Regions from separate parts of the Mus musculus genome. Here region 2 is linked to region 1. Evidence: chromatin contacts called from ENCODE Hi-C data. All regions are on one chromosome and are shown on one strand. The core of a region is the stretch at or near the end of the contact, and the rest is flanking DNA. Distances in the headings are between cores, read along the strand shown.

The links. A loop is a pair of places that touch in the nucleus more often than their neighbours do.
Region 2: a loop to region 1 is called in a map of v-Abl transformed pro-B cells, with 3 times the contacts of the local background. The contact joins the enhancer-like site here to the promoter of Bcl2l15 in region 1. A Hi-C loop is called at or near these places in 3 of 37 maps with a recorded cell type or tissue (T-helper 17 cell and v-Abl transformed pro-B cells).

Annotation. Positions count from the first base shown.
Region 1 is chr3:103,829,865-103,836,827 of GRCm38, forward strand. Bcl2l15 (BCLl2-like 15) reads left to right here and starts at 2,832. Exons shown (of 4, transcript NM_001142959.1): 1 at 2,832-3,103; 2 at 3,492-3,613; 3 at 6,179-6,406. The coding sequence starts at 2,968.
Region 2 is chr3:104,439,134-104,446,096 of GRCm38, forward strand. No RefSeq gene overlaps it. Among named protein-coding and RNA genes, the nearest start is that of Gm38412, 33 kb to the left of the region's middle. Within about 2 kb of position 2,863, at least 1 of the 3 ENCODE cell types and tissues checked has a DNase peak (open chromatin) inside an H3K27ac peak, as active enhancers do.

The DNA of each region.
Region 1 (6,963 bases), core at 1,582-4,081:
TGAATCATTGTCTGGATGTATTGAGGCTGATTTATCCATCCTTCCACTGAAACTTCCATCAACATGGATGGGAGTGTAACTCAGTTGCATAGTCTGTGTGAAATTCTGGGTGGCTTCCCACCAATAAACCAGAGATGGTGGTAGACACAATTCTGGCATTTGGGGAAGTAGAGAAGGTAGGATAAAAGAGTAAGGTAATTGTTGGTTACATAGTATCTTAGAGGCCAGCCCAGGCTACATGAGAACCTACCTCAAAAATAAGCAAAGCTTTCATAAACATCCACAAACAAGTTTTTGTTTGTACATAATTTTTCATTTTAGATTAAAGCCAGGGAATGCAACTTCTGTATTGTATGGTAATACAAATACTATAGCTTTCTTTTGTTGTTGTTTTTTGTTGTTGTTGTTGTTGTTTTTTCATAAAGAAACTGACAAACTCTCTCAAAGTGTCTGTACTATTTCACACTCCCACAAAGAGTAATGAGAGTCCTGTCACTTTACACCCTCTGCAGCATTAGGTGGTGCTCCATTCTGGATCTTGGCCATTCTAAAGGGTGTTGTTTTGTTTGTTTGTTTGTTTGTTTTTAATCTATCTACCTATCTGCCGTGGACTGACCTCAGTTGGCTCCTCACTCCGAGGGAGAATCAGAGTCCCCGTACAGGTGGGCAGGAGTCGACGAAGAGGTGACAAACAGACTCGAACAAAAGGGAGTGTTGTATCTGAATGGAATTTCTCAAATCGAGCACCAGACTTAGAATACAGAAGAAAAACAAGAAAGCTAAGTGATACAACAGCCAAGGTACATCGAGATGTATAATGGTTCTTTACACAAAACAAAGAAAATGCATACATAAAAAGATGGTGGGAGCCAGGCAATGTATCTGAGATAGGAACAGCCCTATCTAAGATCAGATGAATGGTCTGATGCAATGCTAGTCTATTGTTAAACCCACCACCAGGGGTCCCTTAGTAAATACCTAATACCAGAGGAATAACATATTCCTCTGGGCCTAGTGAAAAATATGCAGCAGGGGAATTCCGTCCTACTAACCCTTTCATGAATAATACAATACTTCAGTTCCTCCTAAAACCACAACCCTTCTACTATTATGTAATGTAGGCTGCCATTCATGTCTGCAATGAGAATTCTAAGTTTACTATTTTGAACTAGCCCTGAGAATACTAGCTCTGATCTGGCAAACTGAGATGCCTGATTACTGACTGTCAGCACTGGGGCATTTCCTCTGGATGAATATCATTCTTAAAAAATTCCAAGCCCAGGGTCAGCTAAAGGACTGCCTAGGACATTGGTGAAGGCCAGACAGTAGAGTTCAACCTGATTTAGGTTTTAGTAAAATCATTTCTTGGAGGCACCTATAATAAAATACTGAAAGAACATACACAGACCCATTCACTGACTAATGCAGGGACAGGTTTGGAGCATTCCTGCCAAGGTTCCAGGAGCCTGAGTTTCCGTGAAACTCTTTGCCTCAGGACGGCGTCCAAGCCTTCAGGCGTCCAAGCCTTCAGGCCTGTCACGCAGACTTCACTCGAGTGGGTGTGGCATCCGTCTATCTGTCTGTCTATATTTGTTCTTTTGTTCATTCATTCATTCATTTAGAATGGGCAGAAAATAGAATATTGCTTCTGACTATGTTGCAGGATAGAAATCCCATTCTGAATAACTGACCTACTGTTGATGCTTGAATTTCTTACTGTTACAATTGAAGCTGTTTATTTTACTGGAAAAGAGAAATGTGGGTGTTAGGTTTGCTGGTAGGTTAGAATGATGTATCTGAGACCCAGACCACAAAGTCTCTCCAGCTAGAGGCTGCCTTATTAATGAAGCCAAGCCCAGATTTGAGAATAGGGCACCGCTGTGCTTGAAGGAATGGGAATCTGGGCAAAAGAGAAATATTTTCAAATCTTATTTTCTGTGTTTTTGAGACAGGGTTTCTCTGTGCAGCCCTGGCTGTTCTGGAACTCACTCTGTAGATCAGGCAGCCACTGCAGGCGAGTGTTCAAGCCTGAGTTCTCCTAAAAACAATAATGAAGTTTAATACTTCAGGACAAACTTCTTGTTAAAGAATGAATCACGGTTTCCTGATTACTAAGCTTTGAGCTAAACAAAGGATATTTACCATTTGCCACATACCAGACATTGTCAGATCATTTCAGATAGTGTTATCTTAATTTGTATAATTTCCCTTTGAAATATCTTGTTACTTTAATTACTCAAATGCCCAACCAGGGTTTTTCCTCCACTGTCCTGGCCTTTATCTTTGCCAGCCTTCCACGAGTCTTAGTCCTTTACTTATTTTATTTTATGTTAGTTTTGCCTAATAAATCCCTAGCCTCAGATGTCACTACTGTAAGGCAGCTTCCCCAGCCTATTGGCTTTTGTCCTCTCCTCATCCACCGTATCTCAAGGGCACAAGAAGCTCTGTGATTTGTCAGTAGCTGCCATTTCTGCTGAAATGTACACTTCACAAGGAGCCATGCCTGTGTCATTTTCTGTGTTGTCTATAGTGCCAAGTATAGTCTTCTACATACAAATGTTCAGTAAATAATTTGTCTAATTGTGCCAAAGGGATGCCCAAGTCAGAAGTTGACCTCTGGTATCTCACCTCCCTTGAAATTACATCAGTTACAGAACCTAGCAGGAAGTATTTCTTAAATTACTCAAGAGAACCTTCTTCAATTCATTACAATTGCTCAACTTACCTCTTCAGTTTATTTCAGCTATAGATAGTTTATCTGTAAGAGCTATCCATTACTCTTACATACTGGCAAGGGTGTGGTTCTGAGATAAGGAACTGCAAAGTCTTTGTCATCCCCTTTGAGCAGTTTCATTTGGAAAGTTAATGGGAACTATTTTAGGACATATCCAATTAGGAAGCAATAAGAGGTAGGCAGCCACAACTGGTTTGCCAGGTTCTCTAACTTCCTGCTAAGCTTTGTGGAGAATGTCTAAAATGAAAAACCCTCGGACTTTTGAGGAGCAAACAGAATGCATCGTGAATTCTCTACTCAAAGACTTCAGGACCCCACTATCCCACGCTGCTAACCGGAACCTATCGGGTGCAGATGAACCATGCTCAGGTAAGGCTCCTAATCTGAGGTGGTGATTACAGGTGGGTAATAGAACCAGAGTCTGCTTCCTCTAGTTCCTCTCAAGCTTTAAAAAGCGAGTCCTAAACTTTTAGCAACATTTGAAATAAAGGATCTTCTCAATAGAGAAGATTATATGACTGCTACTACTGAGAATAGACAATGACAAAACTGTTTAAAAGAATTGCAAAAGTAGCAGAGGCTAGCCTGGTCTACAGAGTGAGTAGACAGCAAGGGGTACCTAGAGAAACCCTCTCTCTCGGGGGTGGGGGGTGGGGTGGGGGGTGGGGGGGGACCAACTATAGAACATTTCTGTTTTGCTGGGATTCAGGAGACTTTCCGTTCCTTCAACATGGTGAACATGTTTTCCCTGTCTTAGGAGAGGATTACTCTTTTGATGTGGCTATCATTGTTGGCCGCCTTCGAATACTGGGTGATCAGTTCAATGGAGAGCTGGAAGCTTCTGCCAATAATATCATTGCGGTAACCATTGGAGGACAGGTCAGATTTTTGCTTTTTAATGTTGTTTGCTGTTCTATTCTATTTCAAGCTTTAATTTCCTCCCTCCTTCCTTCCTTCCTTCCTTCCCTGTTTCTGTATACTAAAAATAGAAATATTCTGTGAGGATTTGGAGGTATATGTTTGTTCAAGAAGCTATAGAGGGAAATGTGATTGCTAATTCTTCAGACATTAATAAAAACCCAGTACTATAGAAGGAACTCATCTTTATCAGAGCTGCCCTTTGTGTGCATAGATCATGTTCATAGTTAACTATTCTTTGAAAATAATCTTTTATGTATATTTGTTATTATTAATTATTACTATTACTGTATGATGTGGGGAGGGGGACACATGTGCCACTGCATGTCTGTGGAAGCCAGAGGACAATATTGTGGAATTCTCCCTTTCCACCTTTGTGTAGGTTTAAGAGATTGAACTCGGGTCACCAGGCTAGTGTGGCTAGTATCTTTATTCCATTATTCATATTTTTAGTGCTTAATTTTGTTGGGAGTGGGCTCTTCCCCTTATCCCAGGGTCTAGCAGTAAGATTCAGAAATATTGCATAGTTTAGAAATCTGATGCAATTAGAGTTAACCTCTTAAAGGAGCTTGCTGGCTTCTCATCAGAACTCTGATTACTGGCAATAGCACTTGGACTTTGTATTAGCCTGAAGATAATAAAACCATCTTCCAGCAGATGTTGCTGATTATATCAACAGCAGCAAGTACTTATTACTTGCCATTATTTCATTGTTTAATCATTATACTTGTGTGTAAATCATTATAGAAACTGCTACTCCTAGAATCTCTGAATCAGCATATGAGACCATACGCAAATATCAAGCCTGCTCTCTTCCCAGCAGTATTCACTAATTTTGAATCGTGCCTTACACACAGTAGGCCTGCAGGGTGTACTTCCTGATTCCATACCATTTAAGAACATAAAAGAAATAAAGTCATAAGGAAACAAGTAAGAAACATACTCTATAAATGTTGAAGATAGGACTGGAGAGATGGCTCAGCGGTTAAGAGCACTGACTGCTCTTCTGAAGGTCCTGAGTTCAAATCCCAAGCATCCACATGGTGGCTCACAACCATCCGTAATGAGATCTGACACCCTCTTCTAGTGCGACTGACTACAGCTACAGTGTACTCACATACAATAAATAAATCTTAACAACAACAGCAACAACAACAACAAAAAATGTTGAAGCTAGGTTTTGAGCCCAGACTTACTTACAAGCACACTTTATTCTTCCCAGTGGACAGTTTAGCGGATGTGTCTGCCTCACATTCAGACAGAAGCTTACTTCTAGCTACTGGCCTTGAGGCTGCCATAAGTGGCTAAGAGTTGGGTCTACTTTTTTCTTCTATATTTTGGACAACAACAACAACAACAACCCCAACACAATAACAAACCAACAACCCTGGATGGAGAAAGACATTTGAAACAATTTCAAACTCAAGTTGGAAATATGGTATAGAGAACTTCTCCAGACATTTGAGAATAGTTAACAGGACAGTTCCTTACTCTGCAATGCTTTTATATTTCCTTCAAGTAAGAAATGAACAGTGACACAGTAGTACTGAATCCTTACTGTTCACTCAATTTTTGTCACTTATCCCAACAATATAATTTATATTATACCCAAAGCCAAAAATACCTAGGCCAGTTTCATGGGTGGCATTTAGTTAGGTATCCTAGTCTCCTTTGGTCTGTATTGGTCCCTTAGTCTTTTCTTATATTTTATGGCCTTGACATTTGAAGATTATGGGAAATCTTTAATATCCATGAACAAACTTGAGTTTGTCCTGTCTTGTTGAAAGAACTGTGTCTGTTTGTCATGTTTCCAATTTGCTCACTTTCTAGCAGAAGACCTTACACTAGCTGGGAATCAGTTATTCTCCAGGGAACTGTGGTTTCTTTCAGTTTTAATACTTAAAAACTCGAGGGCCAGTGAGTAGACTGCTGACTGCTGTGAGCTTGAGTTCAGCCCTCAGGATACACATGTGAAAGGAAAGAATTACCTCCTGTAAGCTGTCCTCTGACTAACACATACGCACTATGGCATGCGTGCGCATGCACAGACACACACACATTAAGTAAGTTTTAGGACTTAACCTTCTGCTCTGACAGGACTGGGCCCCTTTATGCCTCAAAGATCCACCTTGACCCCATCTAACAGCTGTTGTACCAGTTTATTTGAGAGGGGAAAAAGAAGAAAAGACGTTTTATTGTTATTTAACATAAGACTTTGTTATGCATTTCCTAATCATGGAGCAATCCCTTCATAAGCCTGACTTGCTCGCTGCCATGTGCTTAATAGCTTTCTTTCAAAATAAGTAGTTCCCCCTAGCCAATAATACCTGAAAGTATGAACTCTGTAGGTGATTTAATGTTTTTCTCATATCAAAATAACAGAATATTAAGATGAGATTTGTCCATCTGCCCTCTAATATCACCCCATGCTGCCAGTGGTCCATTTGCCACCTCTGAGCACGTCTGAGACTTGCAGCCTCTGGTACTGTTTGAGTCATAACTAACAGAGCCTGTCTCCCTCCTCAGGCAGGAAGTACTGTACTCAACGACACAGTACAGTCTCTCAGCAGAACCTGGTGCACTCAGGATCCTACTTTAGTTTTTGAACGAGCCTTTTTGGCAGTATCAGTAAAACTTCTTGAATATGTGGTCCGTAAGGCTCCAAACGTGGCAAGACAGGTGGCTAACTACGTGACGGGCATGATCAACGGGAACACAGCCATCCGCGAGTTTATCCAGGGCCAGGGAGGATGGGTAAGCATCTGTTAAGTCCCATGCTTTGCTAGGCATTTGTGCTCTTCTGGCTTTAATAAGTAGGACTCTTAATTATGAACGTTTTAGTAAATTGCTATGGAAAAAGGAAATAGAAGCTCAGCCTGTGAGGATTAGACTGCTGCCTGAAGTGTTGACTGCTGGCCATAAAATAATCTCTACCATATCTACATAATCAGCTATAAGTGTGTTGTGGTACAGTTCTAATCTCAGCCTGACTTTATCTGCTTCCTGGTGAATTTCTGAATCTTTATTTCTTGACATCTTTAATATGTATTGAGGACATTTAGAGTAATCGTGTGTGTGTGTATGTGTGTGTGTGGACGCGGGCACGGGAGTGGACACGTGTGTGCATGTGTGTGGTCTGTGATATATACATGCATATGCTTTTGAGTTCAGGCATGTGCCTGCCACAGCTTATATGTGGAGGCCAGAGAACAACCTTGGATGTCAGTCCTAGCTTCTCACTATGTTTGATACAGAGTCTCTTTGTAGTTCCACTGCATATGAGGCTTGCTGGCCCATGAGCTCCTGGGAAT
Region 2 (6,963 bases), core at 1,613-4,112, 610 kb after region 1:
AATGTGTTTACTAGGCAAGCACCAAGAGTTTGAATTTCCTCTCCCTTGTGGAACCCTAAACTAGAGTAGCATCCAGTTACATTCTGTCTACTCTGATCCTTTCCGGCTGCACAATCCCGGCTGTGGGTGGGCTATTATAGATTTATTTTTTCCTTTTCTTCCTCCTCCTCCTCCTCCTCCTCCTCCTCCTCCTCTTCCTCCTCCTCCTCCTCCTCCTCCTCCTCCTCCTCCTCCTCCTCCTCCTCCTCCTCCTCCTCCTCCTCCTCTTCTTCTTCTTCTTCTTCTTCTTCTTCTTCTTCTTCTTCTTCTTCTTCTTCTTCTTCTTCTTCTTCTTCTCCTTCTTTTTTTTTATTAAGACAGGGTTTCTCTGTGTAGCCCTGGCTGGCCTGGAACTCGCTCTGTAGACCAGGCTGGCCTGGAAATCATAGAGATGCACAGGCCTCTGCCTCCTGAGCGAGTGCTGGGATTGAAGGAAGGAATGCCCAACCAACAACCACGGCCACCACCCTGCTTCTCTTGGAAGTCTTATTTGGCATGAGAATTGGAATAAGACAGCTACAGTCAGAAAAGTTTCTATTAAAACTTACTTGTGGTGGCGCATGCCTTTAATCCCAGCACATGGGAGGTAGAGGAAGGTGGGTTTCAGTTTGAGACCAGCCTGGTCTACAGAGCAAGTTCCAGGACAGCCAGGGCTTTGTTACACAGAGAAATTCTGTCTCAAAACAAAACAACAACAACACAAAAACCAAACAAAAACAAAAACCAAACCAAACCAAAACAAAACAAAAGCACCTACCCTAAAGGGCTGAAAGTGGCTCAGTTGGTAAGAGTGCTGGCCTAACTAACATGCACAATGTCCTGGGTTCGATCCTCAGCACCACATAAAACAAGTGTGGAGCCTGCAGAGCTAGAATCTCAGTACTGGGAAGTGAAGGCGGGAAGATCAGGTCAAGGTCATCTTGAGCTACATAGCAAGTTCCCCACCCACCTGAGCTATATAAACCAGGACGGGGGTGGGGTGGGGTGGGGAGAGCATTCTGAAGCCCGTTCTCTCCAGCTCTGTTTTCTCCTCCTCAGTCCTGCACATAGACCCAGTGAGCCGGCTGGTCTTGAGCCATAAGGAAAGGTACCTAAGAGGCTATGAAACAAATGATGAACTCCTCCACAGAACATGACTCCTGGGCAGGCAGCAACTGGAGACCCTGAACAGAGGCAAGGTTTTCAACCTGGCCTGAGCGATGGAACCCTGAGCGATGGAAAACGATGCTTCTGGCTGATAGCACGAAGCTATGGTTTCTTCTCTCCTACCCACCCCTTTCTGTTGCAGGCTGATCACATTTCCTTGGTGATTTCCATGCTTAGTCAGAAGACTTAAGGGATAGCTCTGCATTCCACAGGCTCTTGTCCAGATAACCTACTCTGTACTAATTAGTGTGATCATCCGCAAGGTCCCTTCCTTCCTGTCTGCCTCGAGTTTGTACGGAACAACTGCCATACACTATAGTAACTCCGCTGGACCCCTGGAGAGGCTGAAGATGAAGATGCCAGTGCCTCTGTCAGAAAAACAACACAAAACCCATCTGTTTCTAGTGGTTTCCTCTCTCACTTAGACCATGAGAACGTTGTAACTGAATGGGAGAGAGCCAAGAGTCTGGCAGCTGATCTGAGGGAATCTTACACAATTTTGATGAGACCCCCCCACACCCACCCCAGTGTGAACCAAACCAGTTCTCCAGTACAGGATAACTAGAGAGAGACAGCTGAGACATGGGGAGGGGCCTCAGTGGTCGCCTGCGCGCACACACACATTTGTCTGTGTATCAGCTCCTAAAATTGTAGTTAATACTGTTGTTATCATATTACCACTCAAACAGATATGAAGCAGGCATAAAGGGGCTAAATGACCCATGCAGCACCAGCCAGCAAGTAAAAGGTAGAGTTGGGACTGGAACCGAGTTAGTCAGTCTGCCTCAAGTCCCAAATGCCTGAAGCACGCACATTCAAACAAAAACCAAGGAAAGGGCTGGCCGGATATCCAATGGGGGCAGAATAGGTAAAAGCTACAAGGACACTCCCTGCCCCAGGGCATTCTCAGTGAGGAAAGGCGGCTTTTGATAAGTCAGAATGCCTATCCACCCCATGCTTTAAACGAGCTCTCATACACACCATTCATTCTGTTTCGACCATATTGTCACTTGTCCCCTTATAGACAGGTACTCCAGGGCCGAACCTGGAGAAGTTTCATAGTGTCTGCCAAGCACCGAGACTGGGTCCCCGGGTTTCTGCGTGCCGCTGTTCTTCTCCCTTTAGACATTAACTGCTGTAACTAGTGCTTCGCGGTGGCTCTAGTATCTGGGGTCCTGACCTCTAGAATGCAGTCCTGGGACACACTGCTCTTCCACCCAGCTTCCGTCTGTAAATATTTCTTCATGCTGGAAATGGTTCTGAGCACTCCTCAGTGCCAAGCTCTCGAACCACCAAGTTGAATTCAATGTTTGCCCAAGCCGCTCAGTATTTGCTAGTGGTGACAAGCATGGGAGGGACCTTCTCCGTGGACTGAGGGATGGCCCCAAACCTGCTCCTTTACCCTGGAAGTGGGAGCTGCAAATGAGATCACACAGGACAATCAATTTGTAAAAAAGCATAAGGTGAGAATGGGGTGTGGAGAGAGGGTGAGAAGAGGAGGGGGAAGGGAAACGATTCAAGGAAGAGAGAGGACACGGGCAAGACTGCAGCCTTGGATCAAAATGAAGACCTCTGAGGGCCAAGCTGCGAGCTCATCCTGGGCTAGGAGCCCAGAACAAGACTCCGGCCTCCGAGGACAAAGCCTGGAGCTCTGGCCTCTCCCTCCCAACAGGCCAAGCTGCCCTGGGCTTCATCCTGGCAGCGTTCTAGAACTTTTGAGCCATGCACCGCCCCGTACAGATTTTGAGTTACAGCCTGAGCCATGACAAAGGCCAGGCCTCTCGCCATTGTGCAACCGGAGAAGCCGGATTTCCTGTGAATCCCCTTACGTAAGGGTATCCCTGAGCAATGGTGGCCTGGGTAGCGCCCTCTGCCGCCATTCTCTGTGCTGAAGCGCCACCTGGAGGCCAGTTCTCGTTCAAACCGCTGTGTAGTAGAGCCTCCACAGAAGGAAACAAGAAGATGCCTTGGAACAAAAAGGCGCCTTTTGAAAGAGCCTCAACAGTTTCTTCACCCGCCCTTTATCTATTGCTGATGGGGTATTCAAGAGTTAAATGACAGGCTTCTTAAAGGGACAGGATTAGAGCCACAGTGATCTTGTCACTGCCTTTCTTAAATTCTAATATCTGGATCTGAAGAGCACACGTGAGGGGAAAACTGCAGTTTGCCCTGCATCTCGGATTCCAACCTCTTCATCCCCCTACTGCAAAATTCAGGTTAGACTAACTTGTGTAGAGAGCTTGGCAGTGAGCCGGCCCCTTCTCGGGAGAGCCTGGGATGCTGCAGAGGTTTTTTAATCAGCTGCCTGGCCCTGGGCATGAACACACACCCTGGATTACTCAACAAGTAGCTGGGGGCTGGGGGGGGGGGGGGGGCGGGGACTACAAAAATAATTGTTTAAATTGAGCTCCAAGTTATTTTAGCCTGAAGAAATTCTAAGCTAGATGGACCCAGGAAATAGGGAGTATTCAACATAAAGAAAAGGGGACCAGGCTTCCAAACTGAGAAAGGTTTTGTCTTGTTTTGCCTTTTTTGTTTTTTGGTTTTTTTTTTTGTTTTGTTTTGTTTGTTTTTTGTTTTGGGTAGGGAGGCAAGTAACCAAGCAAGCAAAACAACACAGAGAAAGGGGGGGCTTTCTTTTTCAGAATTTTATACTTATTCTTTTGGTAGGCCAGCAGTTTAGCTTCCTACAAGGACAAAAGACCCTGACATCTCAAGCAAATCCTTATCAGAAAGTGGAAAATGCTAGAGTTATCAGGAATATTCCATATCAAACCATATTACAGCATCATGGTAACAAAAACAGCATGTTACTAGCTCAAAAAGTGGCCCTGGCAATCAAGGGGCTCAAACAGAGGTCCCAGAAGTCACCCCACAAAGCTACAGTTCTCTATCTTTGGACAAAGGTATCAAAAACATACACTGGAGGAAAGAGACCTCTAAACACCTGTGCTGAGAAAACGATTTCCACAAGGAGAGGAAAGACTAAGACCCCCGTCTCCAACCCTGTGCAAAATCAACTCAAAGTGGATCTTAGAGCCAGACCTGAAGCAAAACACTTCAGGACACAGGCATAGAAGAAACTTTCTCAACAGTGCTCCAACTGTACAGCACACATTGCCAACAACCAACAACTAGACGTATAGGAAACTAAGACGTTCCTGTCCAGCAAAGAAAACAAGCACCAGCGCCTAGAGAATGGTAAGAAAATCTTTGCCTGCTACACATCTTTATATATACAGAACTGGGCAAATTAAACACCAGGAAAACAGATCACCCAGCAGAAAACAAGCTAACCGACTGGGCAGACAGTTCTCAAAGAAGGCATACAGATGGGTGATACCCAAGCACAACCAGAGAACAAGCCATGAACCAAGGCAAGCTCTGGTTATCAGAGCAGCAGTATGCAGTGCCTGGGTGCCCACAAAGGTGCCCACATCTTAATGCAGTCGCTGCTGTTACTCTCCAGACCAACAGTTCCAACAAGAGTCATGGTTGAACTTATTATAAGATAAAACGGTCACCCACCCACCTGGGGAACAACATGTAGCCTACTGGTTGGGTGAAGAACACAAAGAAAACAATGTCATTTATCCACGAACCCTCTCCCCTCCAAAATTAGACTTACAAAAGCTGAGCTAGGGTATAGTAGCACATGATTGTAAGCCTGAGGAGGGAAAATTGTGAATGCAAGGCAACCTGGACTGCTAAGATCCTACTAGACAAACACACAAACAAACCAACAAAATGCCAATGTGTTTGCTATCCTAGTAGAAATGAGTTCATTGGTGTCCACAGTGACCTTGTAGAATGAGGGTTATCATTACTGTCCTGCAGAAAAGAAAACAAAGGTTAAAAGAAATTTAGTAATTTAGCCTAAAATACCAGTAGCCATGATGTGAACTCAAGCATTCTGGCTCCAGAATATCTGTGGTCTTCCAAGATGCCACCTTGGAACAAAGCCAGCATGCTACGTACTGAAGAGAATATTCTGAGAAGCAGTTCAGTTTGCCACGGAGCACTGCGGGAGTTCATATGCAGTCATGGGGGCTGGACTACATAGGGGAATGTCTGGGCTAAAGAGGATCTTCAGTCAGAAATGATGCCCACTGGTAGTCTCAACACACATTGCATTTTGTAGAGGGCTCAAAAAGTCTCAACCCTTCACTTCCCATATCCTCATTTAAAGCAGCTGAGATCTCTGTCCTCTTTAAAATTCCATATGTGCATTTGTAATTATTGTTCTTTAAAAGAGCCTTTCCAGGGAGTTAAGAACCACTGGAAAAAACTGGGAGGAGGAGGGAGGACAGGACAAAACATTAGACGGGACAAGGACATTAGAGACTAAGTTGAGAATGGCTCAGTGTGCTTGAGACGATCTATAGGACTCCAAAGCTGAAAGGGTTCCTAAGTCAGGATGCGTGCCTGCTTCTTAAATATCAAGGGTGCCACCCAGACTCTCCAGTCAACAGCTTACCAAGATCGCAGTATGTGGGTCTATGTCAGAACCTCAGTCCCACTGACTCGTGGGCCAGTGCACTCTTTATTTCTTGAAGAGTGTCTTGTTTCCAAGCCAAATCCAACTAGGAACCCAAATCTCCAGGGCTAGCCCTAGAAAACCAACCTTCCCCATTCTCCACCCAGAGCTGTGCAGACAGGAGAGGGAGGAGGGGGAGACGCTCCACTTTGAAAGCCTGTAATGCATGGGTGGCTGTGCTGAGTGTGGTGCTCCATTTGTTATCTGCATTAGCTGATGTAGCCCACTCTAGAGAAAGCCAGGCATGCTTATGTGCATCCTGCAAATCTGGAACACAGGTACCCAAAACCAAAGGGACTCACTTAAGCTTCTGCAACTTGCTAAGTCGGACTTGAGCCAGCTGCTTACTTTTAAAAGTCATGTGGTAAATGAAGGGCCCAGCTGACCAGGCAGGACTTCCGGGTACTCACCAGCTGTCTCACAGCAAGTGGGTGGTGTCTTAGGACTCCCACCAAGGATGGCAAATTGGAGCCCTTGGAATCTTTTTGTGCTTTTGCTCAAATGCCCTTTCAGAGGGCCAAGGGAAGGGTAGGGAAAGCATAAGGGAAGACACATTAGGGTTTGCAGAGAGAGTAAACAAGTCAGTGCTTTCACAAAACTATACATTGCCTTCAGGGGCTCAAAAAAAAATCTAGGCTGATCCTACATTTTTCTATCACTTGTATTAATCATTTCAATAGCTAGTCTTAGATCATGTATAACTCGGACACGAGAGGACTTTAAAGAAAGTGACCAACTGATCATTTTTCTTTCCTGGACCATGGAAAGCAATAAGCAGAGCCAGCTGAGAGGCCTCCCTAAATTGAGGCTGGCCAAAGATAGAACTCGGGAGACACTCACAGCTGGAGGTGCGGGGTCCTCTGCAAACTTCTCCTGACCTCTGGGTACTGACGTCTGTTGTGCTCGGGGAAACGCCAGGGAGCAGTATACACTTGGCAGATGAAGGCAGGTGACTCAGGGCTAAGAGAGGTGTGAGAGAAGGCTGGGGCTGGTGGCACAGGCCCACGAGGCAGCATGCCTGCCAACATGATTCATGGCTTTCCCTCCAGACCTGCAATTTATTATGATTTTGTGTTTCTCCAAAAGTCAAATTTTCTCAACATCACATGCTTGAATTTTCACCTTAAAAGTCCCATTTTAGTAGAAGCAGCCTGTGTAGTCCCTGAACCTGTCCCCACCCCTCCTGTGACATGTATAAAGGACAAAGACACCCAGGCAGCAGCAATTCACTGTTGGAAGAG